5 separate regions of the Mus musculus genome follow, and all the other regions are linked to region 3. A link is a loop called in an ENCODE intact Hi-C map of the cell type or tissue named here. Cell type or tissue: heart. All regions are shown on one strand. Links, peaks and the distances in the headings refer to the core of each region. The heading gives the core; the rest is flanking DNA.

Region 1 (6,107 bases), core at 535-5,534, 1.2 Mb before region 3:
GCAGCCTGACAGCACACCTAGAAGCTCTGGAACTAAAGGAAGCAAATTCACCCAAGAGGAGTAGACAGCAGGAAATAAGCAAACTCAGGGCTGAAATCAACCAAGTGGAAACGAAAAAACTATTCAAAGAATCAATCCAATCAAATGCACCCTTTGTAACTTTTACAAAAGCTCTTACTGCAATAGGAAGTCACTCATTTCCACTCAGTGTCCTAGAGAATGTACCACAAGCAACCGATGTTACCTCTCATCTCAGGCAACCTGAACTCCCTTCCCTCTGTGCCTCTGCTGTAGAGCAATAAATCTGGAGTCCGCGGGCATGATTCACACAATTCTGAGCATAAAATCTGGCTCCCGTGTCTGTTCCTGTGATGTTTACAAACATCACAAATGCTACCATATTAGAGCCATCAGTATAAAATATTGGATTGTGTTTACATCTCTCGTTTCTACAGATGGTAAAATATGGGCACACATTTGGACTAAAACTAGTTATGACAGCCATTCAGTAAATGCTTAACTGTTCACCACGGGTGCCGTTCTTAATTTACTATTGAGCACAGTCACCCTCCAATAAAAAAATTGAAATTAAGCAGTGGTGGCCTCAGAAAATAGGACAAGGATCCCCAGAGGCAGCTGGCTAGCAAAACTAGCCAAATGGGTGAGCTCTGGGATTGATTGAGAGGGTCTGTCTCAAAGAGTAAGTTGGAAACTTAGACATCTGACATCAATCTTGGGCTTTTAGTGTTCATACATGCAAGTCCTCTGTCATGCAAACAAGGATGCACACATATGTGCACCCCTGACAGAGAGAAGGGGGAAAGGAGAGAAGAGAAAAAGATGAGGAGGGAGCAATCATACCTAGAAACTGAGGTGGAGAAAATGAGCAAGGTCTGCCTGCCTGATGGGATCCGGACCCAACCGCAACCACTTTTTCTTGGCGCTTTTCCAAGGATCCCCAGGCTTAGAGCTGGTTTTGATGGTAATAAGTTACAACTCCTATTGACTCTCAACATCTCAAGCACTCTATGTGTTTGAAAGGTTGAAAGTGAAGGCGCCAAACATAAGAGTTGTGAGTTCTCAAATGATATATGTCATCATGTTGTCAATTGTCATAATGTTAATTTGACAGAATTTAGAACCACTGGGGAGATGGGACCCTAGGCTTGCCTGTGGGGGGTGGGTTATATTGGTTATATTAGTTGGGATAGGGAGACCTGTCTTGATTGTAGGTGGGACTACTTTTGGGCAGGGGATTGTAGATTATATAAAATGGGGAAAGTGAGTTGAACACTAAGACACATTCATTGCTTCTTCTTGACTGTGGATGTGATATGATCATCTGCTCCACACTCCTGATGTCTTAATTTCCCTTCCATGATGGACTGCATCTTGGGAGCCAGAATCAACTGATCCCTCCTTAAGCACGTTGTTGTTGTCTTTCTACTTTCAACCTAGGTAACTATATAACTTTCTTTCTTTTCTTTTCTCTTTTCTTTTCTGAGAGAGAATTTCTCAGAAATCCTCTGCAGGATTTCTCAGGAATTCTCTCTGTAGACCAGGCTAGTCTTGAACTCACAGAGATCAGCCTGCTTCTGCCTCCAGTGTTGGGAGTAAAGGTAGGTAGGTAACATTTTAAGTGAACATTCCTATCTTCCAATCTAAGACACAAAGACAATGACACACATCCAGTGTTCACTCTGGGAATCTTGATCAAAGTCTAAACACTCTAGGGAGGGGAAACATCAACAACTCAGGCTAGAGTTAGCAAAGCAAGTGTGGAGATTAGAGCCTGGTAAGATGAAGAGGGAGGAAATGTGTTTAGTCCATTTCAGAGAATAAGGACAGTGGGCGCTGTCTGTGGATGGTGGACTGTTTGTAGAGAACACTGTGGATTGTCTCGGAAGAGAAACGTCTGAAGCCAACGATGGGTTTCCTCACTCATTATCAGAGCCAGTACACAGTCCACTTGGAAGATGGTCGATCGTTGTAAGAAAACAATTAGTCCTTAGAAATGTCACTAGAAGAGAGTGGTAAACAGCTCAAAACCTTTGCAGTAGCCGTGGTGATGTGGGAGTAGCAGATGATATACTTATGTAACATACATGCGAGGAATCATTAAAATGCACAAACTTAATCCATTTCAATGGCAAAACTCCAGAAAGGTACCACCCTCCTTGGGTAATAGGGACTAAATTACTAACCAGCACCACTTCATTTACAAAACAGAAACTCAGGTTGACTTGTGCAGTGCCCACAACTGCAGCAGGCTGGGCCTGATCTCCTCTAACTTCTGGCCTCATGCAAGCTTTGCTTTGTAGCATGACCACCACCTCTTGTTATAAAAGCTGTCTGGGATGTTTTTGTCTTTTTCATCAGTCACAAAAGTGGGCTGATCTTAAAGCTATGGGAGGAATAACTTTGATTTCGGACACAGAAAATGTCAGTTTCAAACCTAGAATGCAGATATCACCGTTTCCAGATTTTGGTAATATGACCTGGTTTTGAATGGCATCTATGCACCAAATAGTTTGTGAAATTTTTGTCTGGAAATTTCAGGCAACACAAATGTATATTTTTAGTGTGTTTAATGAAATGCTAAAGAAAAAACAGCATTCTGTTGGGATTGAGGGTGTAGTGCAGTTGAGGAATATGCACTTAACATGCATGAATCCTTTAGTTCAATTCAATGAACCTGCTCGAAACCACGTGTGGTGGAGCAAGTTTGTAGTCTCAGCACTGGGGAGATGGAGGCTAGAGAATAAGAGGTTGAAAGTCAATGTTATTAGCAAGTTTGTTCAAGGTCATTCTGGGCTATGTAGACCAGGTCTCAAGAAAATCAACCAATTATACCACACAACATCACAAAGATTCGGGTTTTACAATCATATGTCAGGTAACGAAATAAGAATGCATTCAACCAGTGTTAAATCCCTACAGTAAGAGAATCTGCTATTAAAATTCTCTCCACTAGATGGCTGTGTTACCTTAGAAATACAAAGCTAAGTCAGTAGAAAGGCTAAAAAAATCTGAGTATAATTATCCTTATTTGGAAAAATAAACATTTTCTTACTTGTAACCCATTTTGGTAATTCTGCCTTTCCAAGGCCTTTGACAATAGTTGTCCAGTTTTTCTGTGGATTTACTAATCAAGATGGAATGGGAGAGTGGATTTTCACCTTGAGCTATGTGCAAACCTGCGGTTATTTCCCTCTTTGGGTTTTGAGAATGAATACTCTCTGGCCCCCAGTCACTTGACTTGGGAAAACAAAATCTTAAAAACCACTGACATTGCTGGGTGTACTTGTGCACACCTTTAGTTCCAGCACTCAATTTGGGAGGCAGAGAAACGTGCATCTCTGAGTTCGAGGCCAGCCTGATCTCAGAGTGAATTCCAGGACAGCCAAGAATACATAGAGAAACCTTTTCTCAAGAGCAAACAACGCCAAGAAGAATAAAACAAAACAAAACAAAACAAAAAATGATGCTAGCAAGATCTTATTAACATTATCAGTATGAGAATAATCTATCTATCTATCTATCTATCTATCTATCTATCTATCTATCTATCTACCCCTGTTTTGAAAGAGCCATTGTGATAGTAGATTCTCTACATTACTACTACATTACTACATTTTCAGCTTAGCTTGGGCAGAAAGATTTACTTCGTGCCAGGCATAGCAGCATATGCCTTCAATTCCAGCACTTGGGAGGCAGAGGCCAGCCTCATCTACAAAGTGAGTTCCATCACAGCCAAAGCTACATGGTGAGACCCTGTCTCGAAGAAACAAAAACAAAAGAAACAAAAAACCATTTACTTCCTTTTAATACATGGAAAACAAAAATACATTTTTTCCATCTTGATTCAATCTCTCTTTGTTCTTGACTTCCATGCATGCATACATACATACATATGCTTTTAAAAATAGGTTCCAAAAATATCCTTTTTTTCTATGTATTAAATTTTATTCCCAACCCTAAAACAGGTATTTTAGTTTCATTGACAAGCTTACTAGCTTTCAAATTTCTAACCTTATTCAACAAGAAAGTTCATGGTTAAAACCTAGACCTATTTAAGCTGATGTTCAGCCAGAAGATCAACATTTCTTTTTTCTTTTCTTTTTATTTTTTAACTTTTTATTAATAAGGAACCTATGTCAGCACTGCTATGTAAACAATGACAAAGATCAAAGGAAACACATCAGGGTTCATATAGACAGTAATATCCATTGTCCTTTATATAATCAATGTATAATAGTTAAAGAGAGTTTAATCCTTATTAAGCAAACATGTTTTGCATACTCAGCCTTCTCTTTATCTTTCTGTGCCTTTATCATTTGTTTGACTTTAAGCAATTCTGCCTGGATAGCTTTATCTCCTGGGGCTATCTCCTGTGCATTCTTAAGATCAGCCAATGCTTGATCATATTCCTTCAATCCTAGCCATCCTTGCGCTTTTCGGTATAGTGCTTTAGTATTTGAAGGGTCTATTTCAAGAGCCTCCAAGCAACTGTCAATTGCCTCCTGCCAATCTGACATCTTCAGCTTACAAACACCTACATTCAGCACACAACTTAAGGCTATAGGTTGCAGTCTGGATGTATCTGCTTTCTCAATAGCAGCCTTTGAACTAGCCATGTACCTTAAAACCTTCGCATATTTTTAATAGCCATCTCCCAGTTTTGAGACTTGAAAAAAGTATTTCCAATGTTTTTTTACGTCTTCAGATATTAATAAAATTTTATTTACATCCTTTTAATCTATATCTGCAGCCTCGGGGAAGTCTGGATGACTATCACCAGAGCCATCTTTGGGGAATATTCCTCAGTCGTCCCCTTCTTTCAATTCTCCACATTCTCCAATAACACAGAGTTTGGCAGGTTTTTCACCATTCACGTCTACATTTTCAAGCGTCCTTGCCACACCTAGTCCTTTTATGACCTGACCAAATACCACATGTTTCCCATCCAAATGAGGAGTCGGAACTGTTGTGATAAAGATCTGAGAACCACTCATATTGGGACCTGCATTTGCCATGCTCAGCAAACCCTCCCCATTCATGCTTATAATGAAAATTTTCATCTTCAAATTTTTCACCATAAATACTTTCTCCGCCTGTCCCATTCTGATTTGAGAAGTCTCCACCGTGAATCATAAATTTCTTAAAAATTCAGTGAAAAGGGCATCATTTAAAATGGTGAGGCTTCCCGGTCACGGATCCAGTTCCTTTTTCTCCTGTACACAATGCATGAAAATTGTCTGCAGCTTTGGGAACAATATCTGTAAACAATTCTAAAACAATTCATCCAACTTGCTCCCCGCCGATGTCCATGTCAAAGAAGCCTCATGGGTTCTTGGAGTTGGAGGGCTTGGCTGCTGGGGATGGGTGGGACATCTTCACTGCAGGCACTGAGAAGTGGGACACGAGTACCCCGTGTGTGAGACCAGATCAAACTCTACTGCACCTCTATGTTATAAGCTGGTGATGCCAAGGTCAACATTTCTTACTTTTCAGGAAGAGGACGTCTTTGTTTTTCCTCAAAATGAAGAGAATTACTGGGACAAAACTACAGACAATATCATAAGATAAAAGCCAACCATTGGACTCTTCTATTCTCAGAGTGGTTGGAAAGCTGTTTTGAGCTTCTCCTTCAACTTCGCTGTCATTTTCTTTGCAATTTATAAGGAAGTTAGTGAATGCTTTTGTAGAAAAACAAGTACCTTGGGTTGAGCAGGGAAAATCAATGCTGGCTTAGTGAACAGACGCTGTCATGGAAATGGAGTGAGCATAATCATCCTACTCTTTAAATGTACCCATTAGACTGCAGCTCAGGCTTGTGATTTACACAGTGTTCCTGCCATGATCAGCACGGTGGAAACCTTACCTGCTAGCAGCTGACAAGCAGAAATGTGCTTGAGACTTGGCAGGGGCATTGAGTCATCATTCATGCCTAGACTGGGGCTTTCCAGTTAGCACGAATGTGGTTTTCTGTGGAATGGAAGTGGGGGACACGTTTGGGACATGCCTGATTAACAATAATAGTGTTAGGCTGTAGAGTGTAGAATATGGAATTCGCAACGCTCTGTGGGTTTTCTGGCTGTGCGGCA
Region 2 (5,919 bases), core at 920-5,919, 190 kb before region 3:
TGTTCTATTCACCATCTTTTCTCCCCTATCTTTGGACAGTGGGCTAGAAGGGAGGGTCAAATGCCACAGAAGAACCTAACTTGTGTCCTCGATCCACTGGCGAAACTCGGGTTCCTGTTACAGATGGGCAAGGAGTTGGCGAGAAGGAGATGACAAACAGACAAGACAAAAGGGAGTGTGGATCTGAATGTGACTTTTCTCAAAGTGAGCATACATCTTATAAGTGACATTTACACAAAACAGAGGAATGTGTACAAAAAGCTAACAGCACCCAACTGGGATAAAATTCAATGTTAACAACTGGGATCGAAAGCAGCCCCACCTAAGGTCAGCTTAATCTTAGAAGTCAGGGGCAAGGGCTTTGTGCCCTTGACATAGTTCCCATTCTAGTCTATTGTGTAGTCTACCTTCCCCCTAGGCCATTGTAAATTCCTGTGTATGGGTGTAACTCAGCTATCTATAGTTCCAAGTATCTACTCTGGTTCCTCCTTAGACCAAAACCTTCCTTCTTCCTAGATAATGGTAAATTCTTGCATATGGGGAGTAACTTGCCCTGAGATTTCTAACTCTATGTAGTAAATAGTAATGCCTGATTTCTTTCACTATCTCTCTTACAATACTAGAGGCAAATCTGAATGTCACTGAATAGGCAACATTCTTACTGAATTCAAAGCCCATGGTCAGCTCAAGGACTGCCTAGGACTGGTGAGGAATGTAACTTAGCTATATGTCAAAATCAATCCTTAGAGGCACTTATAATAAAGCAATATTAAGGGAAAGCACACAGATCTGTTTACCGACTAAAGCAAGAACATTGGATCATTCGTTATACAGGATGCCATGGTTCCAGGAGACTAAGTTTCCGTGAACTTTCCACCTCAGGACCGCATCCAGGCTTTTCGGCCTGTCAGGCAGGTCACTACTGGAGTGGATGTAGCAGTCAAAGTGTTTGATAACCCTTTTTAGATTTTTTAAAACACTAAGCCTACAGTATGGAATGTGCCTGGTTCCCATAGGCAGATACACACTGTATGTTTCATTTCCTTACCATCCCGTGGGTGCTTATCCTAAGCATATTGTATGGACTACCATGTGTGGACCAGTCACAATGTAAGCCTTTGAACAGTTGTACTGACTTAGGCACAGTAAGAAGGAAGAACTCATCCACAGGTGAGTTTCTACATGTCCTACATGTCACTTATAACCAGGCTAAAACACTGCCAAGATAAATAATATACCTTGTTGGAACTCACGTGCTTTTGTTCTTTTGTTACATGCAGACAAGGCTTTGCAGCTGTAGTAGTTTTCAGCCTCAGCTAGCATGTACATTCTTGGGGACATGCATGGTAGCCTCTACCTCTGCTGCCGAGGCTTCTCTCTGTTCATGATCATAATGCACAATCCCCAAGGCAGTCGTCTCCTTCTGAGCCCTTGAGTGCTCAGTGCTTCTCCAGAAATGCACACCATCTTATGGATAGTAAAATGTAAACACAGGGATTAGGTCCTTATATATGGCTATGCTGCCAGAGCTTCATCCTCAGGTGTCTCCCTGTAGAACTCCATGTCCCTTGGGCCATGCTTTCTCCACACAGAATGGATGGTCAGTTGTGGTACATAAGGCATGCCTTCCCCAGGCTGGGAGCTTTTCTTCTACCACTGACTTACAAAGTCACCCATAGGTAAGGCTATAAGACAATACTCATCCATCATATAGTGAACCAACCATTAACAAATTAAGCTTAAGCATTTTTGTCCTCTGCCAAACAATGAGAAATGGCCCCATGAGATGCATGTGGGCCGACTTAGAGGTGAGTGTGCTGGAGTGGAAATTGACAGAGATGTTGGGGTCACCTTTTCAGTTTCCTTGCGCCCCCTTAGGTACTACACTGGCTGGATTGATGTCAAGTTGACACAAGCTAGAATCATCAGGGATAAGGAGCCTCAGGTGAGGAGATGCCTCCATGACATCCAGTTATAAGGCATTTTCTCAATTAGCAATCAGTGGTGAAGGGCCCAGTCCATTGTGGGTGGTGCCACCCCGGGCTAGTGTCACAAGTTCTTTAAGAAAGCAGGACATGCATGCTATGGGGAGCACGCCAGTAAGAAGCACCCTCCCATGACCTCTGCAACAGCCCTTGCCTCCAGGTTCCTGCCTTCTTTGAGTTCCTGTCCTGACTTCCTTCAATGATAAGTAGTGATATGGAACTGTAAGCAGAATAAACTCTTTCTTCCCCAACTTGCTTCTTATGGTCGTGGTGGTTCATCACAGCAATAGAAACCCTAACTAAGACAGGTATTTAAACCAATATTGAATGTATCATTTCCACTTTATAATGGAGTGCTTCTGAGCTACCTCAAATGGCTGTCTAGTAGTACCTACATCTTGAGAGTTAGTTCTGGCTACAAAGTTACCTGTGCCCCTGACTGGACACTCTGCCGGGGTTAAATGGCATGCCAGAAGCATTTTTTACCCACTCTTTCTTGATGTTGTGGCCTCACTCAGAGCCTTTGGAATCTGTACTATGGATCTTGTATTAAGATTGATTTCCAGTGAATCCATGCTGTGGCCTTCTGTACTGTGTACATCTCTCCTAGTGTAAGATGTGACACATGCACAGCTTGCTCCTGCCACACAACTCATTCTTGTCCAAAAGTAGAATACTTTCACATCATGTAAGGAAGTCAGAAAACTCTTCCATATAGATCTGCTGCCTTGAAAGCTTCTACAGGCCTCACCAAGCACAATGCATGCTTCTTGCTGGCAGAAAAGCAAGGCACAGTCACTGTCCCTTTACTTTTGAGTGATAGATCCTGACTTGCCCCACCCCCTGAACCTAAATACTTAGCTCTCATTCTCTGAAGTCATGTATCTAATCTTATTCTTTATATCATCAGCCTGATGACTAGAGTTCCTTATCTCGGCATACCTTATTATACTGGCAATTTCTTGATCAAGACTACAATTGGTGATAGCCTTGACCCTGGCCACTGTTTCCAAACTAGTTGCCATTACACTAATTCTGGCTCTTGCTTAGATTGTTAAGTGTGGCCTTCTGGCCTTTGCCACTATTCTAGGATACTATCATCCACATTGTTACTAACCAATGCAGATTCTTTATGTTCTTTAACATTCGTCTGTATTATAAGACTGGTGCTCACTTGAGAAAATACATCCAGATACAGCACTCCCTTGTGTCTATGTCCGTTTATCACCTTTTTTATCACCAACTCCATGCCCATCTATCTGGAACCCTAATTTCCCATGGATTGAGAGAGACTGACTGGGGCCAGTCCGTGGCAGGTTCTAACTCTTTTTTTCTTTTTTTGTTTTGTTTTGGTTTGGTTTTTGAGACAGGGTTTCTCTGTGTAACCCTGGCTGTCCTGGAACTTACTCTGTAGACCAGACTGGCCTCTCAGAAATCCACCTGTCTCTGTCTCCCAAGTGCTGGGAATAAAGGTGTGTGCCACCACTGTCCAGCTTGGTTCTAACTCTTAATCTGCATTTCAAAAAAAATAATTCTCTAAACAATGTAGGTAACCAATAATGTTAATGAAATAGACAAGTCAAATTTTGCAGACCTTTGACACATTTTAAAATAATCATGTTATTTTACAGTAAGTCTGTAAAATGAGAGACATTGAGAAAGACCACAAAGGTTAGTGTAGAAATAAGTCCCAGTATAAAGTTATCTTTTAAAAATCACAATTCTGAAATCTGTTATCTTCATTTTGACCACCAGAGGGCGAAATAATCCTTGTTGAAGATCAAAAACTCAGCTACAGGTTAGTGTTTTCATACTGTTTTGTGGGTGGTGGTTTGTCTGGTTTGGGGTTGTTTATTTTAGTCTTCAAGGAGGAAGAAATAATGGAAGGCAGAAAATGAACACAAGTAGTGTATTTTTTTTCCATACCATTTTACTAGACAGTTTGCATTTCATCTTTATCTTACAAGTCATCCTGGGGAACAGGGAACAGGGGAAATGAGGCATGCCTCGGTTTTCAGTTTCCTCAAAACAGAGAGATGACAATAACCAAAAGCACAATGACAGATAAGGTATCAACCCCACAGTAACATCTTGCCCCATACCATACATTGTTGAACCCCATCCCCATCATGCAACAGCAGAACATGTGTGACTTAAACCATGGTTTCTATTACAGGGTGTTAAATGTCTCCATGGGGCATGCTTCCCTTTGGACTAAAGCTAAAGAGACATCAATACAGAGCAACTAAGTTTCTTTACAACGAAGGAAATGGAGAAGTTTCTTTTTAAATGCAGGGTCTGATTTCCTGTGCTCCATGTGATATGGTGTGATTGAGAAGGTTTTTTTCCTGTGAATGGAACATCCCTTTGACCCATCCATTTCACAGAGATTAGAAAATCTAATTTGAGGGGAATTTACTATTATGGATGACAAAACCTTAAGCTGGCAGTAACCTACATCTTGGATTGAATTTCTTTTGTGGGTAAGTATACAGAAATGTTTGATGGAAAAGAGATTGGAAATCTTCTTTGTGTATCCTATTCTGTTAGTGGGAAGCAGAACTACATTCTAAACCTGCATTTGGGCTGAGTACCGCTTCAATATAATGTGACATTTGAACAGTCACTCTTTGTACCTAGATCATTTGTATCGCTGTTCCAAAATATTGTCTTTCTCTTTTTACAAGCAGCCTGTGTCCGTAAAGTTAAATATGGCTTACATCGGCAGAGTACCTCTCCTCAAAAGACTGAAAACTATTTTTCTTTTCCTTTGTTCCCTCTGTGTGACTATGTGGTCTGAACCCTCCCTGAGGGAATGAGCCTCATCACAAATCCGTGGCTCATTTCTAATCCCTAAGTCTCTGATACCTGACAGGACAGTTCGCATCTCAAAAGGAAAAATTAGAAAAATGAGCATTTTCCAGCTCTTTAAAAGACTTGTATCCTTTAGCTTTAAAGTCCTCACAGTGCTAACATAGTGTGTTTTATAGAACGGACTAAAAGAAACAACAATCAGGCCAAGCTCCAGTTCTCAGAAAACCCAGTGGCAAGGCAGCGGGACCTTTCGGGAGACACTGCTCACAGCAGTGCCTCTGGGGGTTCAGCAGAAGCCGCAGGAGCCAGGTGTGCAGAACCCAGAGTAATAGACACAGGGGCCAAGTCAGACCATTTGATCCCCCAGCAGGCTAAGCGGAGACAAGCATTCCTCCTCTGCAGAGGGGCTGACAGACCTGAAATTCAAACTCAGATTCCGGCTGTACCACTTGGGGCTTTGAGCCAGGCATTTCATTACACCCATAGTTCACAATCATCCCGATTAGCCTATGGGGTGGTAGGACGCAGGGAAGGGGGTTTGGAACATACAGTTAGCAAACTTCAAAGAGCTATGCAAATATAAGGCATGGGTTCACACTGAAAATATGACTCCAAACCTGACCTCTTTCTTGGCCTGTTGGAATCCTGCAACTGTTCGCTCCAGCATCTTTCTGGGACTCTGAATTTAACCTCAGATTAAAGCGATAGGGAAAGCTAAGAACTCTTATAAATGACAGACATCTTGCAAACAACAGAAAAACGTGCGACATATGTGTGTTAGCAACTTCTCAACTAGTGAGGGTCCTCTGCCAGGCTCTCATCTGGGTCTTCAGATCAGAAAGAAAGAGTCCTCCTTCAGCCCTGCCTCCCCAAAAGTCCCCAGAGAAGCCTCATCCTTAACCAGTGCCATGGGTTCTAAAAGATTCGTGCTCAAAGATCCACCACCAGTGTCCTGAGATGGGTGCTCTGGTACATTCCAGAGGCACAGTCAAGAGTCTCCCCTGGGCTCACACTACCTATAGTCCATTTCCCAGCCATTAACTAGGAGAGATCTATAGTTCCCAAATCTCTTGAACCAGAGAAGAGACTTGAGGCCAAGGGATAGCTCCTCATGGTTTCT
Region 3 (6,107 bases), core at 336-5,335:
CACAGGTGAAAGGATGTTTTGATATAGCAGACACGTGAAAGGACCTGTGATGAAGGAGTATAAATATGACCCCACAAACATGGGGAGATGAGTCTTGGTTTGGTTTGCTCCACCTCACTACTCTTCCCTAATGACAGTCATGTATTGGTTCACCTTACATAGCCTTATTGAGCGCAACTTGTGGTAACACCACCATTGAGGAAAAACAGGCCCAAGCACACTCATGAGGTTCCTGTGGCAGCTTGCCACTTCAACAGCCTTGCCTCAGGCCTGTTGGTGAGCCTGTCGGTTTCCTCAATATTAAAATATAGCTGTTAGTTCCTGCCTAGTGTCTGCCTACCCAAAGGACTATAGCTGCTGGTTTATGTGGTATCTGTCTGCCTAGAGGACTGGTCTGCAACTGCTGAGTCATATTTGATGTTTGCTATGAGACTAAACTACTCCCAAAGGAGATCAAGCTCACCCCTCAAAGAACTATTGCTGAACAGGTCCACTTCCCCCATAGCCGAATAACTTTTCTCTTCCACTAAAAAACACATTAAAAGTAGGCTACAAAAAATGTGTGCCTACAGTTGATCTGGTCCAGAATGAGGCCTAGACTCCGGCGGCTTCTACACGTTGAGCCCTATGGTAATTCCAGGCATCCATAAATACAGATCATGATGCAGGCAAGGTATGAAGACCCAAGTAGGAACTGCACAGCAATCAAATACCTATGGGAAAAAGAGTACAAAAGCAGGTACTAGAAATGCCTTAAAATATATTTCCACAGTGACACCTCCGGTATAAATTAATTGTTGATTCTCAAGATGTTACTAACAGCTCCAGTCACTGTGGTAGTCAATAGAAACTAAAACATGGCTTGGTGCTGCTTCCGTCTCCACAGGTCTAGAAATTCACTGTGCTGAAACCTAAGGCAGTTGCCTGGTGATAGTTCTGCCTCACTGTGAAGTGCAAGAAGCCAGGGTTAGTGTCTGGTTTATGGGAGAGCTCACAGCTACAGTCTGTAAAGACTGTGGGGGAACACAAAGAGAAGATGAAGGGAGGGAGGACATTGAATAACGAACATAAGAGGATGCCTGTAGTTCCCCGCTGACACAACCTTGGTGTTTCAAAACACCAGATTTATTATCTTACACTGATGAACGTTGAAATCTCTAATGGGTTGGCAGCCCTGTGCACCATGTAAAGGAGATACTAAAGGTGTCCATGTTCTTGCTTGACCAGTTTCTAGAATTGACTGCACTCCCTACCCATTGTTCTGTATTACTCTGTCCTCTTCTCCCATAGCTATACCACCTCCACCTCCCCACCCCCTTACTTCCTCACCCACTACTCCTACCCCCTACCCTCCACATCCCACCCCAATCAACTGTCACGTGATCCCTTCTCTGACTACACACACACACACACACACACTCACGCACGCACACGAATGCACCCTGCTCCACTGTCACGTGGCCCCTCCCTCTGACTCCCTGCCTCTGCCTTAGGAGGTCCTTGTGATGACATTGGATGCACTTGATTAAATCAAGACAGTCCCTGTAATTCAGCATCTTTCATTTGGCTCCTATATCTATAACATCTCTGCTCCTGTGTGAAGTAACGCAGTCACAGATTAGAGGGGACGTTTTTTTCAGCCGACCCACAATCTACTGAGGTAGATCTTTTCTTCCCCTCCCCACAGTTCAAATAGTTTGTAACACACATGCCTGCTTATATAATCTGTGAGTCGTTGGGTCCCATCAGGCTCCAGAATGTGGGAAAACCTCATGTCCTCCAGAAGCCCATTCCATTAATGGCATGAACATAGCTGAGGCAGAGCCTACCCTAGATCTCCCACCCAGATCCCCACTGCCTCACAGGTGAGTCACCATGGCTTTGCCATCTTGGCCCTGCAGACCCTGATTCTAGCAGAATTACACTCAGTCCCCAGCCAGTCTCCTGCTTCCACATGAATACTCCAGCCACCTCTTGTGGTCTCTTCAACTGCTGATATTTTTTTTGGTTCCCAAAAGATGACTATGGAGCCCAAGAAATATTTACTGAAATATTTGGCAATATGAGATATTGATCTGAAAAACCAAAAGCCTCCTATCAACAGGGATAGCCAATCATTGTGACTAACAGGAGAAGGGTGGTTTTCTGAGAGAATTTCGTCTGTTGCTTGTGTCTGTCTTTTAAGAATTTCTGCTAGTGTGGTCAATTAAATCATGCAAAATAGTGTGTGAATTGTATTTGTTATCACAGAGTTCTGAGCTGCAGAAGGTAAATCAGGAAAGTGACTCAGAACCGCCTCAGCCTGGCCTGAGCCCATTACCGCCACCAAGTGGCAGACACCAAGTGCTGACAGTGGCTCCAGCCAACAGAAGACTCCGGAGCGCCTTTCTTTCCTGTATCCTGTTACTGTTGCAGATGCCTACGGAATGTTAGAAATTACACCCCGGCCCACACTGCCTCAGTAAAAAGCTGGGTTCCGAGTGATTACCAGGACTTTCATGCCAAAGCAAGAACTAAGGAAAAAAGATGCCAAACTATTTGGGAGCGACACCACAGAAATTATTTCCTCCTTCCTTTTTCAACTTGATATTTTAACACAATGCCTTGTTTGCCGGACATCAAAGGAGATGCGATGATATATAGAGTTGTTGCCAAGGTAACTTAAGATTGTGTCTTGACCAGGAGCCTAGCATAATCATCACCAGAGAGGTTTCATCCAGCAATTGATGCAAACAGATACAGAGACCCACAGCCAAACATTAGGCAGAGTTGGGGAATCTTGCTGAGGAGGGAGAGGAAGAACTGAAGGAGCTAAGGAAACCACACGAAAACCTGCAGACTCACCTAATCAAGGCGCACAGGGGCTCATAGAGACTGAGCGGGCCACCAAGGAGCCTACATGGATCTGACCTAGGCCTCTGTATATGTTATGGTTGTTTAGTTTGCTCGTCTTGTGGGACTCCTAACAGTGGGAGCAGGGGCTGGCTCTGATTCTTCTGTCTGCTTTTGGGACCCTTCGCCTTCTCCAGCCATAAGATGGGAGGTGCCTAATCGTATTGCAACTTGATATGCTGCGTTTGTTTCATATCCCTGGGAGGACTGCCCTTGTTTGAAATGGAGGAGGAGTGGATGGGGGAGGTGCGGAGGAGGGGAAGAGAGAGGAGAGAGGAGGGAGGGAGGAGGGAGGAGGGAGGAGGGAGGAGGGAGGAGGGAGGGGAAACAACTGTTGGGATGTAATATGTGAGAGAGGAATAAATTTTAAAAAAAGATTGTGTCTTTAAGAAATAAAACTTACTTTTGCATTTTAACCATATTTAATCGTCATTTACTGTTATAAATGTACCTCTATGCCATGGTGGGTTTGAATAAAGCAGTATGTTCTGTGCCCTGATCCAGCCAGTAAATGCTTATGCTGATTCACGATCCCGTTCTCTCCAGTCTAGGGTAAAGCCCGCACAGGGGTCACACACATTCCATTTTGCTTCAACGCTGGGTCTCCTGGCTGTAAGGATTTAGACTTATCCCCAGCAAATCACACAGAAAGCTGGAAAATAAATGTCTTCCTTTGAGATAAGAAATACCAGCACGTTGTGTGTCGACATTAGTCTGGCTGCATTCTCTGTGCCTGTTTCAGGGGCAGAAGAAAGAGGACCAGAGAGCAGATGTCCCTGACAGAAAGAGCCATCCACCCCATCCATCCCAAGGCTGTTTCTGCTCATGTTCCAGATCATATTGTGAGGCCATCTGCCTCATCGGAGGTACTTCACAGCAGCCTTGGATCCTTGCAAACCAGAGGATAAGATAAAAATGCTGTTAAACAAATATTAGAATTATGCTTTATTTGGGAGGGGTTTTATTTCATTTTTTTCTTTTCTAATTTTAGAGCATTTTAACTTTTTAATTATTATTTATATCTCTGCCATTCATTTCTACTTCCCTTATAGTTGGACAATGCAGCCTATAAAACTTACTCTTGGCAAAAGAGATTGACGTGTTATTTTAAGAATTACTTATTTATGTGTATGCTAGTGTGCCTGTGTGTGTGACTGTATGTATGTGAGTTTGTGTGTGTGTGTGTGTATTGTATCATGTGCATGCAGGAGACCATGGAGGTCAAAAGAAGGTCTCAGGTCACTTGAAGCTAGAGCTCTGGGCCATTGTGAGCCAGCATATGGTGCTAGAAAGAGAAGCCAGGTCCTCTGTAAAAGTAACAGTGTTCTTACCCACTGACCCTTCTCTCTGGCCCTCTCTGCATTTTTTTCCACTGTGCAAAGATCTGATTCAACATTTTTAAACATTTCATGAATGTTTCAGAAGGCTAGGTTTCTGTGTTATAAACTATTTATATGTATACTTTAATCTTTCAAGTGTTCCCATTCCCCTGGAACAGTCCCTCGTTTTAAAAGATCTATTTATATAATATTTTTTGTCTGTGTGTGTGTGTATGCCCGTGTAAATTTGTGTGTACCACATGCATGCAGGAGCCCACAAAGGCCAAGAAAAGGGGGGGGGGTGTTCAGATCCCTTGAAGCTGAAATTGCAGACCACACTTAGCTGCCCTCTTGGCCCATGATAGTGCATTATTACGAGATGGAAAATGCAAACCAAGATCAAGTATTTTCACTACTGCATAGTATTTGGTGGCAAAGCCAGAACTGTCAATCAGGCTCCATGGGAACTGTGGTGATTTGAATAGGTTTGGTCCCCATAGAGTCATGTGTTTGAATGCTTGGCCCACATGAAGTGGCACTATTAGGAGGTATGGCCTTTGTTGGAGTAGGTGTGGCCTTGTTGGGGTAGGTAAGGCCTTGTTAAAGGAAGTATTGTCACTGTATGGGGTGGGATTTGAGGTCTCCTATGCTCAGGGTATGTTCAGTGTGAAACCCAGTCTACTGCTACCTGTGGAACAAGATGTAAAACTTTTGGCTCCTCTAGCATAATGCCTGCATGCACACTTCCATGCACACCTTGATGATAATGGACTGAATCTCTGAAACTGTAAGCCAGCCCCAATTAAATGTTTTCCTTTATAAGAGTTGCCTTGGACCCAGTTATACTACTCCTGGACATATATCCAGAAGATGCTCCAACTTGTAATAAGGACACATGCTCCACTATGTTCATAGCAGCCTTATTTATAATAGACAGAAGCTGGAAAGAACCCAGATGTCCCTCAACAGAGGAATGGATACAGAAAATGTGGTACATTTACACAACGGAATACTATTTAGTTATTAAAAACAATGACTTCATGAAATTCACAGGCAAATGGATGGAACTTGAAAATATCATCCTGAGTGAGGTAACCCAGTCACAAAAGAACACACAGGGTATGCACTCACTGATAACTGAATATTAGCCAAAAAGCTCTGATTACCCAAGATACAATTCACAGACAACATATAGCTCAAGAAGGAAGACAAAAGTGTGGATGCTTCAGAGCTTCTTAGAAGGGGGAACAAAATACAGAAGGAGATATAGAGACAAACTGTGGAGCAGAGACTGAAGGAAAGGCCATCTGGAGACTGCCCCACCTGGGAATCCATCCCATATACAGTCACCAAACCTGGACGCTATTGTGTATGATGGGAATTGGAAGTGCTTGCTGACAGAAGTCTGTATGGCTGTCTCCTGAGAGGATCTGCCAGAGCCTGACAAATACAGAGGCAGAAGCTCACAACCAACCATTGGACTGAATGCAGGGTCCCTGATGGAGGAGTTGGAAAAGGGACTAAAGGAGCTTAGGGGGTTTGCAGCCCCGTGGAGGGAGCAACAATGTCAACAGTCCAGAGGCCCCTGCCCGCTTGGAGTTCCCAGAGACTGAACCATCAACCAAAGAGTACACATCAAAGGACCCAGGGCTCTGGCCGTCTATGTGCAGAGGATGGCCTTGTTGGACATCAGTGGGAGGAATGGCCCTTGGGCCTGAGGGGTTCGATGCCCCAGTGTAAGGGAATGCCAGGGCTGGAAGGGGGGAGTGGGTGGATGGGTGGGGGAGCACTCTCATAGAGTCAGGGGGAGGAGGGATGAGATAGGGGGTTTCCAAAGGGGAGACCTGGAAAGGGGATAACATTTGAAAATGTAAATAAAGAAAATATCCAATAAAA
Region 4 (6,107 bases), core at 693-5,692, 130 kb after region 3:
CCATTTCTACAGCAGAGCTGGCCTGTAAGTAGGAAAGTGACTCGTGTCCTACTTGAAGTACATCTATGACTGTAGGTTATAGCCCATGTTCAGTACCATGTGATAAGACACTGGCACTGCCTATCTAGACTCCCTTCCTTCCTAGCCACCAGATTCCAACTTTTTTATTGCTACAATGTTCCCAACTGGGTGCTGAAAGTCTGGCACAGTGTGAGAGCACTTGCCTACCATATGTGAGACCCTAGGCTCAATTCCCAGCACCACATATGTACACAAAAGGCAATCACCGTCCTCTCCAGCCTAAGTGGTCATGGGACCATTCTGATAACTAAGAGAGACCAGAATAGATTTCACAGGGAACTTTTTTTTTCTTAATGTGCATTGGTGTTTTGCCTGCAGGTATGTCTGTCTGTCTGTATGTATGTATGTATGTCTGTGTGAGGTATTGGATTCCCTAGAGTTACAGACAGTTGTGAGCTGCCATGTGGGTGCTGGAAACTGACCCCTAGTCCTCTGGAAGAACAGCCAGTGCTCTTAACCACTGAGCCATCGCCCCAACCCCTCACAGGGAACTTTCTAAAGAGTCTGAGCTGTCACTGGGTTTGATACTAAGCCTGTTTTCCCAGCCTGATGCAGGAAGAACCTGGGATAGAACAGTCGTCCATGTTGAAGGACCACAGCACATGCTATACCACATATACATCACATTGAGGCCAGGATGACAAAAACTCCTGGGCTGCCCAACCTCACTCTTATACAAGAGAAAACTAAAACTCACAGTTGCTTAGCCCACTGGCTTTCTGTTGTGGGGCTGCCTCTACATGTTGTAAAATTTGTTTAAAAAAAAAAACAAAAACAAAAAACTTTAGCCAAGTTGTTTGGCTGGACAGGTACAATGAAATAGGATACCTGTCATCTCATGTTTTCTTTCTGAGACCATGTAGAATAACATACTTGTATGCTGATGGCTCCTCCACCAGCACAGGATATTAATAAATTACATCATGAGGACACTGTGGGCCTACTCCTAAGTGTGCCAAAGGTTCTTGGTGTGTTCTGCGCATTGCCCTGGGAAGAAAATCCTGGGAAAATGTATAAAACAGCATCTAAGCACCTTGGTCAAACACTGTTCACCAAGCGGCTGAGCATCTCCATGCCTTGATTTTCTCAAGTGGCGAATGAGATAGCGGTTCCTGCCTCAGAGGTGATAGTACATATTAAAATGAGCCGATGCTTACCTAATACCCAACTCTGTGCCTGAGACTGTTAATATTTACTAGGCACCTATTCATGTCATGGTAAAGCCCTCGATGATGTAGCCAAAAGTTAATAATAAAAGCCAGATGGGTTGTGTTTACCCAGCACCGTGCATGCATTCTGGACATGGCTCTGTAATATTGACATAAGCACGGTCTATAGATGTGGCTGATTATAGCTGGTGCTTTTGACAGTGCTCCTCACTGCCACACTGACAGTCACAGAACGGCAAGGGTGACATGTGTAGGACAAGCTGCTTTTCCTGGGGATGTAGTTTACAAAGTGGGAGCCATGCTGAGAGACTAGCAGAGACAGCTAAAAACAACCCGCGAAGCAGACAACTGTCAACCACTTATTACAAGGTCAGTACCCATGCAGCATGATAGCAAGAAACCTTCACGTAATAAGTCATGAAAGCTGGAAGAACATGGCCTCTTCCATTCAAGAGTTCAGCAAGTACACTTATTTATTTATTTGGAGATCGAAACACAAATAATTTCCACCTTTTAACTTACCTACTTCTTGTATGTATGTATGTATTTAAAGATTCTAATGCAAAGCATCCAGGCCAATCTTGGATGTTGCCATCACAGTATGTAACCTAAAATGAGTGAACATCCGGGGTCCTGAGCTCGACCACCACGACTGCTCGTTCAGGGCAGCACAAGAGTTTTCCTAGATGAAAGTATCCTCAACCAAGCCTTAAAGCCAAAGGTACCCCAAAATGTGTTTTAACATTTCTTCCTTTTAAATCAATGACAATAATAGGATGAGAATTAACATTTTTCTCCCTTCTAAGAGAAATGAAGGAAAAAACAAAGGGGAGAGAGGGCCTCTCTCTCTCTCCTGTGTGCCTGTTAACCATTTTTCTGTTACCTTATCAAGTCTGGCAGAGCCACAGGAAAGCCAGCGTGATCCTCTGACACCTCTTCATGAGACTAGAACAGTACCATAAACAAAGATAGAATATGAGCCATAAGCCTGAGCCATGTTACCACTAAACGTAGAAGCCCTAATTCAGAAAATAAAAAGTAAACAGTTGGAGTTAATTTTAGTAGTATATTTTATTCAAAATACCATCTCATCGATATGTAATAAGTAGGAAAATCGTTAATATTTTCTACTCCTTCTTCACACTGAGTCTCCAGACACCCTGTGCATTGCATACCTAGTACCTGGCAATAACAATCAGCCACATGTCAAGGACTTGAGAGTAAATGTAGCTACTGGCTCAGCAGGCTCTGAGGACCCCTCCATGGTAGTCAAGCAAGCCATCTGCTTCCTCTCAGCAAGCTAGCTGGAGCACCTGGTACCGTCTTCAGTACAAGTTACACTTCAAGTTAAGGGAAGGGGCTTAAAATAACTTAAGTCTACTGCTGCTAACCATGTTTTACTGCTCACTCAGCCAGAGTCACTCAGGCCTATGTAGTCATCCTTTTTCCCATGGCTTTACTTTGAGAGTCCTGGAAAAGTCTGGCCGATAGAAAAAACCTACTTCCTAAGACAGTATTCTGTGTTTTCCTCCAGAAGCCAGGGATAATCAGACATACACCAGACTCTTCACTACCTGGACAGCCCCTTTCCAGTGACCTATATAAGACACTGGCTTGAGAAATGACAGGATGGGGTTTCCATTGTCACAGACGGGTAGGGCAGCTTGAAAGATAATCTGAACACACCAGCATCACTGACTACTCACGTCTACTGAGACGAACAAAAACAAAGGGAGAGAGAGTGCTTAGCCAAGTCTTCACCTGGAAGACCAATGGGGGTTTGGGAGCAGGGGTGGATAACTTGAAACAGATGTTGAAGTGAGGAGGTGGGACCCCTGAGATTCCACTGGTTGATTTCGGTAAACTTTGTACTATTGAAAGAGGTCAAAGAGAGCTGAGTAACTCTAGCAACTATCCCTAGCAATCACGGGAGAGACAAGATAAAGTAACAGGGACCCTTCCACTCCTGCTACACCGTCCAGCACCCACTGAGTTTCCTCTTCCCGAGTACTGTACAGAACCAGACTGTAGTCCAGACACTCGGCTCCCTCTCAGTGCTTAACTGGCCTCAAAACGCTGCGCCCTTGGGGGTCCTGGCGCCTCCAGAGCTGAGTCCCTGCCTCTGCGGGAGTCCTGGCGCTAGGGTCCTCGCAGGCGCGAAAGCCCGTTCGCCCTCTCCAACCCAAACAAACAGGCTGGGCTGGCCGCAGGAGCCTTCGTCTACCTGCCCAACTGCCAGGTCACGCCCGCGAACTGCTCTGGGCCCGCAGCCTTTACTAGATCCAGGGCCAGGGGCAGTCACCCACACAAAGACGCCTTGTGCCTCTGCGCTTGGCTACAGGCAGCAAGTCCACCGTACCCGAACTGGCAGAGAGAGTGCCCTGGCGCCAAATCCCAAGCCCCACATTCCCAGCCAATCTTCCACGGAAAGGCCATCCCATAGCTCCCTGACTTAAATATAGGTGTCCAGTCGGCTGCAGTCAACGCGCACCCCCACCGAAAGAAACCGATCGGAGCAGGCGCACCAGAAAGAGACGCACAAGCCGCTCAGTAGAAGTTTGCTTTGTCGCCGGCAGGAGGGGCAGAGCACTCCAGTGCCCAACTCTTGGCCCGCCCCATCTCCCCGGCTGTAGGGCGCGGGGGTCCTCCACGGCTCGCTCACCTCTAGTCCAGTCCACCACTTGTTTGGGGCTCCACTTGGTCACGGGCTCCATGGTAAGCAGCTTCGCTGTCCGCTGGGCTAGGCAATCGACAGGAGTCCTGCAGCCTGCGCCCGTGGTTGTCCCCTGCGTGTGCCGGGAGTCCGCTCAAGCCTGCATGGCCGCAGTCAGCGGGCCATCGCGCTGCGGTTTCTGCGAGGGAAGCGCGGCCCTGGGTCTCTGCGCACGGGACAGCTATGTCCCGTACGGCTGCTCCCCGCAGCTACCGCTGTCCAGATGCAGTTCCCCCGACGCCGCTCTCTGCTACAGCTGCTTCTCCGCAACCACCGCAGCAGCGGGAGCAGGTTGCAACCTCAAACCCCAGGCCGGGGCTGCCCTGGCGTGGGACTCTTCTGGCCGGGAACTTCTAGGTCGGCTGGCCCTCCGCGGCTCCTGCGAGCGGTGTCCGTCCCCGAGGTCCCCACTCCGCGTGCGCCCCCGCCTCGAGCCTTCCCGCCAGTGGGTCCCACCTCCTGCGCCACCGTCGCGGGCCGCCCGGGCGGAGGAAAAAAGCGGAGCGTGCGCGCTCGGGTTGCAAAGTTTCTGCTCCGCTCGGCGCTGCCGGAATAAGAGAGGGGGCGGGGCGGAGCGGGAGCAACACGTGAGAGGGGCGGGGCCGCGATGACGTAGACTCCGGTTTCTTTCCCTCCTACGTCCCAGCTCCGGACGCCAGGGATCTACTTTTCCTCTTCAAGGGGTGGGCTGGAGCTGCAGCCTGAGTCCTGGAGAGCCGCTTGGCTCCGAAGAGGTCCCAGCTTAGTGGCAGCTGAATCCTGTAAACAGGTTTTTTTGTCTTTGTGTGTTGGTTTGAGATGTGTCTGTTCTCGTTTTTAAAAGCTTCGAGTCGCAATCTCGCCTTAGCTATTCAGCCTTTTAAGTTTCCTAAAGTAGGCCAGTTGTGTGTGTTTTGGACAAATGGATGGCGGTGTGCCACTGCTCCAAGGCCGCTACAGTGTATCAACTCTTCGGTTTAATAACACCAGAATGGCAGCTCTTTGAGTTGTGTTTTGACATAATGTAATAGTCATATTTTCAAAATGACCTAACGCTCGATTCAGATTAGTCATTAACCCTGAGGCGAAAGTTGTCAGCGAGCCAAAAAAGAAAAGAAAAAAAGAGAGAACCTTGCCTAGTTCAGCCTCTGACAGGGAGAGGAAAGCCCTTTCTGTACTACAAGCCTCAATTTGGAAGCAGAGCGCGGGTCTGGGGAAAACCCTATAACCGGTGTTTACCTCCCTCCCACACACATGCAGACACTCTTTTGGCCCTAGTGAAGTCTTCTTTCAATTATAGTTATTGATTTCCATCTTCCCCTGAGCAACTATTAACCCTATCCAAGGAGGAAGCTGCTTGTTATTGGGGTATATTGAGCTGGATCTGATCTTCCCCTTCCAACTACTTATCTTCTGAAGTAAGGGAGTGGCTAGTGTTTATTGATTCAGTAAATACCCGCAGTTGCTTTCCCTGCACCAACCACTGCGTTCATATTTCCTCTGTTAGGATAGCTGCTCTCTATTACACGTGAGAATCACTGCTAGCACCCAGCTATCTGTTGTATAGTGAGTGTTTTGGGTGTACAGCGTACACACTGTCTTAGCCTTCCTGAGCAATTCGTCTATGCAATGGAGAGGTACAACTATCAAAAATAGCGATTTTTTTTTTTTAACCAAGAGTAATTACCCAACCCAGAAACTTGACACCGGCCATGAGAAAATTCCTGGTAGAGTAGCTGCCCTCTTTTTAAGAAATGATCTTTGACATCTGTCTTTCCTTAACCATCTTGACCTCTGCACAGTGGGAACTGTGCCTACAGTTTCGAAAATAGCTATATGATTAGATGACCAAGCAAGTAATTCATCTATAAACAGTGCTGCCTTCCAAAGGGGACACAGTAGTAACGAAGTTGAAAGACGATGAATCTGGCTGCATAACCCCTGGAATCACAAAGAGGAGCAAATGCTATCAAATGCTTTCGCTGTAGAATTTTCCTTGATGTTTGACAATGTTCTCTTGTTCCTTTGCATCTGTTGCATTAAAAGCTGGAGTTCCAGAGTCCAGTTTGCTGAATTTCATCCCACAGATAACACAATCTATACTCGGCGCATAAGCAGAATATGCAAAGAAAGCCAAGTTAAAAATCTCTGACCAATTAACTATC
Region 5 (6,107 bases), core at 448-5,447, 1.0 Mb before region 3:
TGCTATACTCAACATACTCAAACAAGCCAAATAATGAGGAGTGCCTCATGTGTGGTGTGGGTGGTTGTAGATGCTTAAGGATGCTTGGTACTCAGAAGAAATAACAGACTTTGAGGGTGGATAGGGGAGAGAATTGGGAAGAGGACTGGGAAGGGAATGGAGTAGGAGTGGGATCAGATCTGGGCTCTGGAGAGAAGGGAAAGTGGCCCCAGAGGGCATCTCTAGGAAGTGCCAGAGACTGGAGGCAGGGGCTGGGAGGGAGTGGAGGCCCCAGGGAGTCTATGGAGGTGACTCTAGCTAAGACTCCTAACAGTGGGGGATATGCAGCCTGAAGTGACCACCTCCGGTAGCCAGGCAGGACCCCAAGTGGAGGGATAAGGACAGCAACCCACCCACAAAACCTTCGACCCAAATTGTGTCCTGCCTGCAAGATGTGCAGGGACAACGATACATCAGAGACTGAGGGAATGGCCCAACAGAACCATCCCACAGGCAAGAACCAAATCCCTGACACTACTGATGATACTCTGTTATGCTTGCCTACAGGAACTTAGCGTACCTGTTCTCGGAGAGCTACACCCAGGAGCTGATTGAAACAGCTGCAGACACTCATAGTCAAACATTAGATGGAGTTCTAGGAGTCTTATGGAAGAGCTAGGGAAAGGGTTGAGGGACCTGAAGGGAAAAGGAACCCCACAGGAAGACCCATAGAGTCAGCTAACCTTGACCCCTGGGTTCTCCCAGAGACTGAGCCACCAACTACAGAGCAAGCACAGGCTGGATCTAGGCCTCCTGCACATGTAGCAGATGTGCAGCTTGTTCTTCATGTGGGTCCCCCAACAACCAGAGTGAGGGCTGTCTCTGACTCTGTTGCCTGTCCGTGAGTCCTGTTCCCCTGAAGTGGACTGCTTTGTCTGACCACAGTGGGAGAGGATGCACCTTGTTCTGCAGTGACTTGAAGTGCCAGAGCGTGGTGATACCTGAGGGAGAGCTCCCTCTTCTCAGGGGAGAAGGAGGTGAGGGAGGGGCTGTAGGAGAGGCTGTGAGGAGAGTGGGGGACTGTGATCTGGACATAAAGTGAATAAGTTTTTAAAAAAACCTAAAAAACCAAACCAAACCAAAACAAGACAAAACAGATAATCATATAGAGTTTTAAGTTCCACACAAAGAAACCTTTGTCTGCTAGTTTTTCCTGTTTTGAGTCAGCCTGTAGTTCGGCCTGGCCTGGAGTATATCATACCTACTAGCTGGCCTTGAATTCATGGCCACCCTCCTGTTCGTACCGTTCCAAGTCATTGTGTAAGCTTTTTGCTCACCTTCAAATTGAATTTAGAACACTTTAAAATTCAATTTAAATTTCAATTGCACATGAAAGGGACTTGGATTGGGCTCGCCTCCCACACAGGAGGCCCTGGGTCCCGTGCCCAGCACTGCCTGTTTGTACGTTAACACACCTTCCCCCAGCACACAGGAATCCATATCAGAGGTACTTAAGGAAGAACTTCCTGTGCACAGCGATGAGGATGAGGTCTTAACACATCTATTTCACATGTGAATGAGAACGAATCACATTTGCCAAATGTGAGATATATTAACATAGTCCACAGTTCTGAAACTTATTAATGACCAGATTCTAGACAGAGCAGCTGGCGTTAAGTCCGTCCCCCCCCCCCCCCCCCCCGTGAGATTCAGGCTTGAGCCATTTTTACAGTAAGGAACATTTAAAATGTTCTAAAATGTCTTCCAGAAGAAATTGAGTTGCTTGCAATTTGTATCTATCTCCCTTTAATTTTGACAGCAGAATGGTCCTGAGGAGACATGGGTGATAGAGAAATGCAGGCTTTCTAGGGTGTTAATATAAGGGTACAGCCTCACTTATTGGGGGTTCAGCCCTGGCAGTACCGTGGTTTAGGTCGTTTCTCCTGATGTTTACCCATGGCTTATAAAGCATCAGACAGGCACTTAATGATCTTCTGGAAAGACAAACCAAGCTCTTTTCTGTTAATTTCTATTTCTGTATTTTATTTTTTAGAACTGGTTTTCTGAGACTGTTATCTGTGGAATTTGAGTTAGTTTATGCAAACAAATAATTTGAAATGGAATGAAGCCGTTATAATCACTTCGAGCTCTTCATTGTGTGTGTGATGTTTATAATAAAACAAAAACGTGAGAGAATTCTCTAAATAATTAGCTGTGATCTCCGCATTTATTCATGGACTACATTATTAGAGCATTTTATACACAATCTTAAAAATCCCTTCCTCAACGGCATGCCACGAACATTGACTAGACATACAATGAGGTCGTTTCAAAAGCCTTTATTAAGACTTTATCTTCTTTCCACAATAAATTAACGTGCCGTTGCGCAATGCGAAACAAATTTATTCACGGAAGGGAGATCAGTGCACCTTCCTCGCAGAAGGGGTGCGAATTCTGCAGCTGCACTTCTCGGCAGCAGCACCAGGAGGCGCTAATGCACCGTAGTTCGTTGTCCCTTTGCCAGCCCAGGTGTTGCCAGCCTGCTCTGAGCTCAGCATGCTCTGAACCTCCTGTACAACCCAGGACATGGCAGATGGACAAACTGCAGCCGCATTCGACCTTAGATGACGTTTACATAAGGGCATGATTTAGTTTCTTTGTGTATCTGGGAGGGAACTTCATGAGGTGAGGCGAAGGACTCTTTACTTTTCTTCCTATTTTTCGTGGTAAGATTAGTGGCTGCGGCCGGTAAGGGAGGGAGGAAACAATTCTTTGCTTTTGCTTGAATTAATTGCTGGCCATAAATAGCTTACGAAAGTCAGGGACTTCCGGCTGTGGAGCAGGAATTCTTAAGAACTGGAAGGAGCAGACCGAGTGTGATGGAGAGACATCTCTATTTCCTTAGAAAACAATGAAAATAGAAGATTGTGATTATGTGATTGTATGATCACGATCATATTTTATTTTAAGAAAAGGTAAACTGTCTTGTACCAGGCCATGTCTCAGAACATGAGATGCTGGTCACTGTTACAGTTTGGATCAAAAATGTTCAGTGGGAAGAAATAATCACAAGGCTTAAATTCCATAATTGCATTCCATCAGATGCATGCAAGATAACAAAAGCAAAGAGCATTTGTCCTGTAAATGACATGAAACCCTCACACAGCACAAGCAGTCAGTACATGTACCTTTTGCTTGCCTCCAGGGATATAATGGTAAAAGCTTGAGAGCTGCTGAATGTGGATGCTGATGGATGCTGCAAGGGCTCATCCTGCCCTTTGGGTTTCTTAAACTCTGTAACCAAGTTACTTATCAGTGGAAACCATCCAATAACAATAACAGAGATGGACTCGTGAACAGTAATTTATGTATAGTGTGCTGAGAGTGGAGTGTTGGCTCCCTTCTCCCTCTCTCCCTCCCTCCCTCCCTCCCGGATCCCCTCTATTCTTTCCCCTCATTTTGCCTCTTTTATGCTGAAACTATAAGCATGTGCCAAAATACCTAGTGTGAATCTTTCAAATAGCTGTAAAACAGAAGGTTCTCCAACAGTTGCCTTTGTGTCTATTTTTGATGCAGAAGCCAAACTCTATGTCCCTTCCACTCCCTAAACATATCCTGAAGCACTGTTATCCTCCCTCCCAGAAAATCTTTTCGAAGAACAACAACTTTGACAAGAAACTTTGAAAAAATTTAATTCGCCATATGTTGTGGTTTATGTGTGGGATACGGGCACTTGGAAGTCTGAGGCAGGTAGATCCTGAGTATGAGGCCACTTTAGTATGTTCCAAGTATGTTTCAAGCCAGTGTGCTAGATAGCATGGCTCTGTCTCAAAGGCAATCAAAGAACACAGAGAAACACATTAGCATATTTTTTGTTCACCAGACAAATAAGATGGATTTGTGAGATGGAGCTAGGTATTGAGGTCTATTGAAATGACCTATCAGGAAGAGATACAAATCAAGAGCTTTCAATAGAAATTTATATCTCTGAGATGAAATATTTTAGGCTATTGTTGAAGAAGTATTTTATACTCATTACTACTAAACCTACTGCTTATACATTTACACACACAGGCGCTGGACCTAGGCCCCCAGCACATTTGTAGCAGATGTGCAGTTTGGTCTTCCTGTGGATCCCCTGACTATTGGAGTGGGAGTGTCTCTGACTCTGTTGCCTGCCACTGGACCTCCTTCTCCTAGCTGGTTGGGCCTCAGGGGGAGAGGATGCACTTAGTCCTGCTGCAACTTGATATCCTAGGTTGGGTGGTAACCATGAGGGTCTTCCCCTTCTCTGAGGGAAAGGGAAGGGCTAATAGGGGAGGGATTTGAAAGGGTGGGACTGGGAGGAGAGGACAGAGGGGGACTTCCATCAGGATGTAAAGTGAATAATTAAATAAATTATTGAAAAAAGTTACAATAAGGTAAAATCAATTTAATCTCCCAAAAATGTACACACATTTATCAATAATGATCTAAAAGTTAGTTAGTTCATCAAATGTTGGCATCTCCCTCTGTGTTTACAGGAGACATAGTGCAAGGTAAGAAAATTGTTAAATAACACGTGCTTCTTTAAAGTTTGAAGGAAAGGTCAAAGGCAGCCATGCTGACTGACTAGTTATAGATTAAGATGACGGTGACTGACTTGTCATAGATTAACATGACGGCTTTGGTACTTGATAAGGAGGGGAGGTTCTAAATCTATTCCCCTGATCTTCGTTTTTAAGATGAAAACTTTACAGACACATAACTCATTGGCAAAATTTATAAGATAATGTTTAATGAGACTTAAAATAATTTTTACCAAAAACATTGAAATAGCATTCTTTTGTTTGTTTGTTTTTTGTTTTTTGAGTCAGGGTTTCTCTGTGTAGTCCTGGCTGTCCTGGAACTCACTTTGTAGACCAGGCTGGCCTTGAACTCAGAAATCTACCTGCCTCTGCCTCCTGAGTGCTAGGATTAGAGGCATGCGCCACCATGCCCGGTTTAGCATTCTTTTTAAAATTATTAAACTGATGTTTGGGAGCAAGGATTTTTTTTTTTAAATGAGAAGTGTTTGGAAACTCCAGGATATATACCCCGTCAATTTATGGTTATTCTTGTGAATGCAAACAGAAAGCTGAACAAAAAAGCTTTAGTGGATGCATTACATGAGCTTATTCTCAATGGTATGAATCAGCCCACCCTTTCAGGCTGTGAGACAGTTGCTTTTACAATGCAGCGACTAAGGAGTTAATTTCTGAAGCTGTGACAGAGACACACACACACATACTGTCAAATTTTATTTCATACTGCTGTTTTATGTAATCATTTAGTGATCTGAAACTATCCAGGTAATTTATTCCTCTCCCAGAACATGAATATATAAAGGTCTATACTTACCTTGAATCTTTTATACTAAAACAGGAGGCTTATTGACACATGTTTGAGGCATTTGGTTCTCAGAGCTCTGAGAACGTTGTAAACTCTAAGAACATCATGACATCAGAAAACAAGAGCTGCAGATGTGATCTGTGAAGAGAGAAGTGGAAAAGGAATGATTGAGTGTAAGGGTCTTGCACATTTGCACTCAGGATCCCAATTCAAAAACAGGTACATGCTCTAGGCGGATGATGGTTGGCTTCATAGATGGGGGAGCGAAGGCTTGAATGCTGTGACTCAGGGGGAGCACCTGAAAAACAGGAAATACTGGTGATGGAGGGCTCAGCAGCTGGCCCCCCAGATGAGCTGGAGTCCTTTATTCTGAGAGCCAGTAACAAGTCTGAAATAAATACACATATTGATGACAAGTTTGCACAAAGCTCAAAATGTCCCCTAATTCCAGTCTCTTATAAGAATGGATAAGGTTTCTGTCTGTTAGGCCAAGCTACATTTAGTGTAGCTTGCCCACAGTCAAAATGTTAGAACTAAAAGGGACAAATAATTGAAATACAACACTGTTGATGTTTTATGTCATCCTTATCATCGTCCTCCTTATCACCATCACCACTTTCTTCTTTCTCGATCCATCAATATCCTCACCATCTCCATCATCTCCACCATCACCATTTCCATCATCTCCACCATCTCCACCATCATCGTCTCCATCATCAGCATTATGACCATCACCTTCTTTTTCATTTCATACATCT

What was found. Hi-C counts contacts between places; a loop is a spot of excess contacts. Peaks named below come from ENCODE experiments on the same cell type or tissue, not always from the same donor. Only the 100,000 strongest peaks of a DNase experiment are listed, where the experiment ranks them.
Region 1: it touches region 3 in a loop (7-fold over the local background); 3 of 42 quality-filtered maps call a loop at or near these places.
Region 2: a loop joins it to region 3, with 7 times the contacts of the local background. A loop is called at or near these places in 29 of 42 quality-filtered maps.
Region 4: it touches region 3 in a loop (7-fold over the local background); 3 of 42 quality-filtered maps call a loop at or near these places.
Region 5: a loop joins it to region 3, with 5 times the contacts of the local background. A loop is called at or near these places in 9 of 42 quality-filtered maps.

Annotation. Positions count from the first base shown.
Region 1 is chr10:5,844,172-5,850,278 of GRCm38, forward strand. All of the region lies in intron 2 of Rgs17 (regulator of G-protein signaling 17), which reads right to left. It also overlaps the pseudogene Gm18902. Among named protein-coding and RNA genes, the nearest start is that of Mtrf1l, 23 kb to the left of the region's middle. In heart, for the core only: a CTCF peak has its summit at 2,976 (motif pointing right); no DNase peak of the experiment used is centred there.
Region 2 is chr10:6,881,899-6,887,817 of GRCm38, forward strand. Ipcef1 (interaction protein for cytohesin exchange factors 1) reads right to left here. Exons shown (of 9, transcript NM_001170800.1): 9 at 4,467-5,919. It also overlaps a transcript of Oprm1 not described here. Among named protein-coding and RNA genes, the nearest start is that of Ipcef1, 96 kb to the right of the region's middle. In heart, for the core only: a CTCF peak has its summit at 3,726 (motif pointing right); no DNase peak of the experiment used is centred there.
Region 3 is chr10:7,074,028-7,080,134 of GRCm38, forward strand. No RefSeq gene overlaps it. Among named protein-coding and RNA genes, the nearest start is that of Ipcef1, 97 kb to the left of the region's middle. In heart, for the core only: no CTCF peak of the experiment used is centred there; a DNase peak (open chromatin) is centred at 2,364; H3K27ac peaks cover 342 bases.
Region 4 is chr10:7,207,720-7,213,826 of GRCm38, forward strand. It overlaps Cnksr3 (Cnksr family member 3), which reads right to left and starts at 4,518. Exons shown (of 13, transcript NM_172546.2): 1 at 3,913-4,518. The coding sequence starts at 3,964. In heart, for the core only: a CTCF peak has its summit at 3,814; DNase peaks (open chromatin) are centred at 3,822, 4,552 and 5,102; H3K4me3 peaks cover 3,241 bases; H3K27ac peaks cover 2,542 bases.
Region 5 is chr10:6,033,539-6,039,645 of GRCm38, forward strand. No RefSeq gene overlaps it. Among named protein-coding and RNA genes, the nearest start is that of Rgs17, 110 kb to the left of the region's middle. In heart, for the core only: a CTCF peak has its summit at 2,451; no DNase peak of the experiment used is centred there.